Linked DNA regions of Homo sapiens: region 1 is linked to region 2. A link is a loop called in an ENCODE intact Hi-C map of the cell type or tissue named here. Cell type or tissue: heart left ventricle. All regions are shown on one strand.

The links. A loop is a pair of places that touch in the nucleus more often than their neighbours do. Peaks named below come from ENCODE experiments on the same cell type or tissue, not always from the same donor. Only the 100,000 strongest peaks of a DNase experiment are listed, where the experiment ranks them.
Region 1: it touches region 2 in a loop (2.2-fold over the local background); 5 of 110 quality-filtered maps call a loop at or near these places.

What each region holds. Positions count from the first base shown.
Region 1 is chr13:30,444,260-30,448,259 of GRCh38, forward strand. It overlaps LOC107984577 (a long non-coding RNA gene), which reads left to right and starts at 1,486. Exons shown (of 2, transcript XR_001749803.2): 1 at 1,486-2,037; 2 at 3,106-4,000. RefSeq lists a silencer at 715-906 and enhancers at 1,373-2,258, 1,668-1,847. In heart left ventricle, a CTCF peak has its summit at 1,691 (motif pointing left); DNase peaks (open chromatin) are centred at 72 and 1,602; H3K4me3 peaks cover 1,384 bases; H3K27ac peaks cover 1,473 bases.
Region 2 is chr13:30,254,310-30,258,309 of GRCh38, forward strand. KATNAL1 (katanin catalytic subunit A1 like 1) reads right to left here. Exons shown (of 11, transcript NM_032116.5): 4 at 1,138-1,306. Among named protein-coding and RNA genes, the nearest start is that of KATNAL1, 51 kb to the right of the region's middle. RefSeq lists an enhancer at 3,215-3,715. In heart left ventricle, CTCF peaks have their summits at 1,578 (motif pointing right) and 2,614; no DNase peak of the experiment used is centred here; H3K27ac peaks cover 304 bases.

The sequences.
Region 1 (4,000 bases), 190 kb after region 2:
GTACTCCTTTCCACACCAGGCTGAACCCCAAGGAAGCGAATCCATGTCCTCGTGGAAGAATAGGCCCCAAAGTGCCAAGCATCAGCCCCGTCAGTGCTGCCTGGAGAGCCGCCTGTGTCCTGCAGAACTTACACCCATGCAAGAGTGCACCCACTCAGCAAATGCGGGACACCGTCAGGAAGAACAAGACATCCTTGCTTCAGCTTCCCTCCTGTCACCTTTCCACTTCCCTTTGGGGAAGGTGTGCCTGGGTTTGCACACGGACTGGGGCCCCATCCCTGTTCCCCGCTGTGTGTGGCAGGGCAAGGGAATGCATTTTTAAATACCTTTCAGGCTAGGATTCCTTTTTTTTTTTTGATGGCATACTCTAACTCCAACATTTCTTCTGTAAGTATCACCAGTTATTTTACTAAAATCTAGATTTCCCAATCCAAGTGTTAGGAAGGTACTATGCTGCTGCTGCTTTGGGGCTTTCTGTCTGGCAACATCTATAAACAGTGCAATAGTGACTGTAGTCAGTTTCACGGTCTCATGTCTGAATCTTTTTTTTTTTTTTTTTGACAGAGTCCCACTCTGTCTTAGCCTCCCAAGTAGCTGGGATTACAGGCGCCTGCCTCCACGCCCAGCTAATTTTTTATTTTTAGTAGAGAGGGGGTTTCACCATATTGGCCAGGCTGGTCTTGAACTCCTGAGCTCAAGTGATCTGCCCGCCTCGGCCTCCCAAAGTGCTGGGATTACAGGCGTGAGCCACCGCGCCCGGCCCTTTTTTTTTTTTTTTTTTGAGACAGTCTCCCTCTGTCCCCCAGGCTTGAGTGCAGTGGGGCGATATCTCGGCTCACTGCAACCTCCGCCCCACCAGTTCAAGTGATTCTCCTGTCTCAGCCTCCCGAGTAACTGGGATTACAGGTGTGCATCACCACACCCAGCTAATTTTTGTATTTTTAGTAGAGACAGAGTTTCACCTTGTTGGCCAGGCTGGTCTCGAATTCCTGACCTCAGGAGATCTGCCCACCTCGGCCTCCCAAAGTGCTGGGATTACAGGCGTGAGCCACGACACCCGGCCTAGGCTTCCTTCTTTAAAGACAAATTTCCAGTGGGGCTCTGTAAGTAATCCTCATATTTTCTCGTTGAGGAGTGTGGCCAGAGAAGGTGAGTCTTCTGCACGTAGCAGGGGGGAAATGGTCAGGAGATACTGTAAAAGCACTAAGAAAACCGGAAGGAAAAGGCCAGGCTCCAGGAGCACAGAGACTGGATGGATTCCTGCTTCCCTGTCACTCGGCTCTGTTCAGGCGGTGCAGTCACTTCCTTCACCTCAGTGTCCCTGTTTGTGCAAATGAGGTGACTATTGGTGCCGACCTACTTCCCAGGCAGTTTTGAAGAGAAGTGGCAAACGTTGAAGGGCGCACACTCTCCTTCCCCAAGCTCCCTCCCTCCCCACGTGTGCACCCAGAAGGAAATAAAAGCCGTAATTTGCACTGGCGAGTCGGCCCGCCTCGTCGAGGGTTCCGCTGAGCTGCTCACAAGGGCGTGCGGAGGCCCGCGGCCGGCCCTGGCCCCTGTGGTGGCAGCAGCTGGCTGGCTTCCCGGGCGGCTACCTCCAGCTGCAGCTGTCGGTGCTATTTGCAGCTCTCCACATCCTGAGAGCTGGACGCCGAGGACCGCTCCCTGGAGGGCGTGCGTAAAATGCAGCAGCGGAGCGGTGAGGAGATTACCGGAAAAACTGGGAGCGGAGTCAGGCTCGTTCTGGAGCAGGGAGAGGCTTGGGAAGTTGCGAAACGTTGACCTGCAGGGTCTTGAGGAACTGTCGGCCTGGGCTGTCCCCGTGGGTCATTGAACATTAATCAGCCACCAGTCCTCGACCAAGCCAACCGAAATAGAGTCAGCAGGCAGAATGACGAATACAGTTTGAAAGGGAACGAACTTACTCTTATTCTCTCCTTGGAAAGGCCTTTCCAGACTCTCGAACTCACCCCTGTCACATTACCCTGTTGTGTTATCTTTGTGGGCCTGCGCAGCACCTGAAATGATCTGTCTTAGGTATGTGTGTGCTTGTTCATTGTTTTGTCTTCTCCGTGAAAATCTAAGCTCCTAGAAACTTTGTGAGGGAGGCAATGGGTCTGTTTTGTTTACCTCTGCATCTGCAGGGCCGAGTACAATGCCCAGCTCATTTGTAAATGAGTGAAGGAGTCCCCTACTAGCAGGCTGCCTACTCATCAATCAAGTAGTTGTTGGGTTTCTCATTTTTACCTTTGGAGATGTTGTCTTCGACCTACGGGAAGGAATTGGATCTATTTGAGGGTAAAGAAATTCATCCTCCCTGGGTTTATGTATTTTCCAACCCACTGCATAGAGTCTGACAAAATATTAATGGTCTTCACTGTTTCTTTTGATGATGTCTGCCACTTGTCACTATTTAATGTAATTTCATGTCATTTAAAGAAAGTAAAATTAGGGGCTGGGCGCAGTGGCTCATGCCTGTAATCCCAGCACTTTGGGAGGCCGAGGCGGGCGGATCACCTGAGGTCAGGAGTTCGAGACCAGCCTGGCCAACATGGTGAAGCCCCGTCTCTACTAAAAATACAAAAATTAGCCAGGCATGGTGGCGGGCACCTGTAATCCCAGCTACTCGGGAGGCTGAGGCAGGAGAATCGCTTGAACCCAGGAGGCGGAGGTTGCAGTGAGCCGAGACTGCACCATTGCACTCAGCCTGGGCCACAAGAGTGAAACTCTGTCTCAAAAAGAAAAAAAGGAAAAAAAAAAAAGAAAGTAAAATTATAGGGTAACTAGAAAGTTACAATAGTGTAACAAGCATAATCATTTAGAAGATTTTCACCTGTAACGTGGTTAAGATAAGTTTGAGACTCAGTTCAATTCAACACATTTGACTTTCAGACAGATCCAATGTAGTCTGTTGTATTTAGAAAGAATTCAGACCTTTATAAGGACGATTTCATGACATTAATGAAATTTATGTGTTAATGGAACTGAAGGACTTCACTCTGAAAGCAAGTGTTCTCTAAACCTAAATATTTTAAGAAGAAAATTAGTTGAAAGTTTAAAAGCTTGTCAAAAGTGACAGTCATTTCATTTCTTTTCTTTTTTTAGAGATGGGGTCTCACTGTGTTGCCGAGGATGGAGTACAGTGGCTATTCACAGGCACAGTCATTGTGCACTACATCCTGGAACTCCTGGGCTTAAGCAATCCTTCTGCCTCAGCCTCCCAAGTAGCTGGGACTATAGACACACACCACCACACTCAGCAAAAGTGACAATTGTTTCTAATACAGACATCCACACCTGGACATACTGTGAAAATTATATTCATTGGGCATATTAGTGTCCGTTCTTTCCAAGATCTGAGTTCATAATGTTTTCTTCTGTAATTGTAATGAAATATCACCATTTCTTGCTAGCATTATACCAAATCCCTCTAGGCAACTGGGTAGCAGGCTATATGCCAACCTAGGTTTTTGGAGATGACTTGTATCTTGTTTGCTATTAGAGCCAACATGTTAGAATTTGTGATTTGTCACAGAGTAGAAGACGAGTTCACTCAAGAAGCACTTATTTATGAGCACCTACACAGGTGATAGAACAGTCAAAAGACAGGAGTTCTGGCCCTTCTGGAACTGACAATCTTACTAGAAAAATAAATGTTACCACATCACTTGAACAAAGGCACAATTATGCAATTTGAGTTGTGTTTTGACTTCCTTCCCACTACCTTGTTTTTTTGTTTTTGTTTTTTGTTTGTTTTGTTTTGTTTTTATGCTGGAGGTGTTGTGGGAGATGGAGTTTTGCTCTTGTCACCCAGGCTGGAGTGTGATGGCACGATCTCAGCTCACTGCAACCTCTGCCTCCCAGGTTCAAGTGATTCTCCTGCCCCAGCCTCCTGAGTAGCTGGGATTACAGGCATACGCCACCACGCCCGGCTAATTTTTTGTATTTTCAGTAGAGATGGGGTTTCACCATGTTAGTCAGGCTGGTCTCGAACTCCTGA
Region 2 (4,000 bases):
ATTACTACCCTTCACTAATCCCAAAAAGGATCTGAAATAGAATCACTTGCTGTTTCATGGCATAAAAGCTCCCACAAACTACAAACATTAAAAAAATCTAATTCATTTTCAGTGTCCTATTGAGGCAGGGAGGTAGAATATGTCTTTGAACTATCTCATAAATAGAAATATTCAGAAAACACCAATTTTATTCTATCTTGGTCTATGTATTATGGCTATAAGACCTAGGAAGTTGGTCTGGAGTCCTTACCTACAGATCAAAATTACACGTAATAAAAATATTCAAATACAGTTTTGATGGATAACCACTTGTTATTAGATATATCTTTATTATACATATCATGGCCTGAATGTGATGACAGATCCTGAATCTCTAACTAGTAAAATAAAACTTTTCTGTGGCAATTTGATTACATTATCATTCATTTATGACATCACGGTGGAAACAGGAAATACTATCACTTAAAAATTTTTCTCTTTTTACTAAAATTAAGGCCTAAGAGACACATCAGATCATCCTGGCTACCTCCTTAATCTGTAAGATTATCTTCAACCCACTGTCCTAAGTCCATTTTAAGGGAAGTACAATTTCCACCGAATACTATGTTTATTCACCAATCAATTTCCTAAATAAGTACGTGTGCACAATGAACCCTAAGCAAGGGGAATCTTCTCAAGGAAAAGAAAAAAAATCTTGTTCTACTATAATCTACAGATAAATCAAAGATACTTATTTTTGGCAGTAGTAAATCATATCCCTCATCTTATTCTGTGAACAGATACATCTACCTTCTTGTCTTTCCCCATAACTATTTTCATTTATTGCTCATTTCTATTCAGAATACTTATTAAAATATTTTTCAAAAAAGTTTTAAAGCCGTATTTTTTCTTACAAGGGATCCATTTCACTAAATATTTTTATACATGTATGTGTATATAGATATTTACTACGCCTCTGAGGTGATTTGCATTGCAGCATGGCCTTCAAAATACAAAGACTACTTAGGCTTTGAATGAGACTTTTTTCTAACTCTTCCACGTCAAAACCAGGGTATCTTGAAAAGCCAACAAAAATCATAACATCCACCAAAAGTCCTGGGCTTCAAGTGAGTGAATTACAGAAAGACAGCATCTTGCCTTGTCATCTCTCCCTCTTGCTCTATAGTCCTTGTCCCTACTTGTAGAAGGCTTTTCACTCTTTGATATAGGATGTGCTCGGCCTACAGGTCCCCGGGCTCCTACTCCTGCCATTTCTTTCCTCAGAGGTCTTACTTCTCGATTGGGACGCCTGATCTGAGGTGGAGCTCTGACAAAAAAAAAAAAAAAAAAATTAAAATTAAAATTAAAATTAATCAAAGGCAAAAGTATGTCAATACTATCTTAGTCAATAAAATTGTTAAATCAAAAAGCCCGAAAGCTAATTTTTTCACCTTTGGCCAATTCATGGCCACAACTATTAGGTTAGTTTTCCCAAATTCTTTTTTCTAAAATATACTGGCTGATACAATTATTAAATACACACAAATGACACATAAAGCAGCAATTATTCTGTCAAAAGTTAATTATTAATCACCAATAGAGGGCAACACAGACTATCCCTATCTAATAATCTTAACAACATAATGGAAAGGCAATAATTTTATTCATTACTGTCCTAAACCAAGAATAAGTAACTTTTTTTTAGAAAAAAGCATTAAAAGCTGTAAGGACAGAAGTTCTAAATAAGTCTATTTGTACAGTTTACTAATTTCTGTTTTACAACCAAGATGATTTTCTCTGCTTCTATAATGGAAAATTAAACATTTCATTCATCAAATTACAAATGGCAGAGCTAACAATGAAATCTTCTTTAAGTAATTATGTTTTAAAATATTCATGTTTTGAGAATGTCTAAAAATCACAGAATCATTCAAATTATACAGTCCTCCAAATGTGATTAAAAATTTTGATAAATACATATAAGTATGCATGCAAAATAACATATTTTGTTTCATCTACTGTGGAACTTGTCTCCTGCAAACATTAAAGTTTTGAGGCTTCTCAGCACAGTTTTTGTCTCTTTTTGATTCTTGGGAAAGGGACTCTATCACTTCGTGTCTAATCTTAGTTCTCTCTTGAAATGTCTCTACCTCTGTTTTCCTACCTTTTCTCTTTCTATAGCTATGTATGTATCTGTAGCCCTCTAGATCCCATATGTGTATTCCATTTTTAACCACATGCCATATCTATTATTATCCCCTTTCCAGCCTCACACTTATAATTCACCTAACTCATCATGGAGTTCCGTTCCTCATATCAGAAAAGGTGACACATATGCATAATTCAAAGATAGGAAAATGGATAAAAAGCCATGAAGGTTGCAAACTAAGGGCCAAAACAGTAAGAAAAAGAAAAAAAAAGAAAAAAAAATGTGTTAACATGTTGTGAGTCTGATACAGCATATTTAGATGTTGGAATTAGACTACATCGTGAAATTTCTAGAAGGCCGGCAAAAACCGTATGTCTATCTATGAGGTAAACATACACTGACATCTTAATCCTTGGAGTTCAGTCCAGTTAAACAAGTATTTACTGAGGCACCCATTAGGTGGTATATGGCCTCTACCACACTGACCCTAGGAGGAGACAAAGACAAGCAATCTTGTGAAAGAAATCCTCAGGAAAGCAACTACAAAATAGTGCATAGTAATGGCTATGAGGCATTTTAAAATTTAAAGTATTATTACATTATCATCTTTAGGACATTAGTAGTCTTTTAAGCATTCTACCTATAAAATAAAAATGTGACGAGTCTGGTAAAGAATAAAAAATTGTAATTGTTAAATTGCTCTATTTCTAGTATTTCAATGTGACCACTGTTTTTTGACCTAATTTTTTTTTTTTGGATGAAGGGGTGGAAAGTAATAGAGTAAAACTTTACTTTTATTTGTATACACTTGTGTACATATAAATGTCTTTCCTGAGTCAGATTTATGGGTATGGCCAAAGACAATAAAATGAGACCAACAATCTTTTCCACACAGAATTTGCATCAAGTTTGCTCTTTTGTAAGCGGCTTCACCTGCTATTTAAATAGTCTGTTTTCTTTGTGGTCCTGCTTTTTAGACTCAAGAGCTAGCCAGAGCCTCTGCTCACCAACAGCAATCCCATCCCTCCCAGCTGGATGCCAGGCTGCTTGCCCATGGCTGGGCTTGCTGTGACCTCACTGCTCAGGGTGCACTGCAGCAGGTCTCAGACAACATTCCTTCTGCCTCCTCAGCTTGCGCTTTCCCCACCTCAGCTTGCGATTCAATGGCCGCCTAGGAGTCCTGCTGTAGTCCATTCTCCACACAAATCCCGCTCAGTAAAGCTGTATTGTGGAAGAATTGGTTCAAAGCTCTTACACAGGCTGCATTCTGAGTGTTTGCCATTACTGACCTTGTTCTGCCACTGAATATTCTGATGGGCTCCTAAATAGTCTGAGTGAAACTGCTCAAGAAGCCAGACGTGTCGTTTGTGGCAAGGCCCCTGTCTCATAGGAAGTGTGCCTCTGCTTTGTAAGTCTTCAGTTCCATCTCACTGCAATTGGATATTACATTTGTAACAGACTCTGTGGACTTCCCAAAGGACATCCTTGATTCTGTTCTGTACTTCTTTGTCCACTAGCACATCACTGCACAATGTCATGCTTCAATTTAAGGACTCAGTGACAGCTTCCAGGCTGTGTAAACAATAAAGGTCTCAAGGCTTCTTTTACTAGTCTCTCTGTAAAAATAGACTTTAGTAGGATTACATAGCATCCTTGACCTCTGCTCTAATGGTCAAACAGACTGACACAGTACTAGCTTACGGCACTTCAAATTTAGAGAATAACTGGTTAGATCTGCAGGTGAAAGACAAAAATATCTGTGCTGTGTTCAATTCTCCTATTTGAGATTTCCCTATAGGAATAAGAAATATGCCTTATTCTATCACATGCAAATAAGCCTCATCTCCTTCGAAATCCAATACTTCCTCTTTC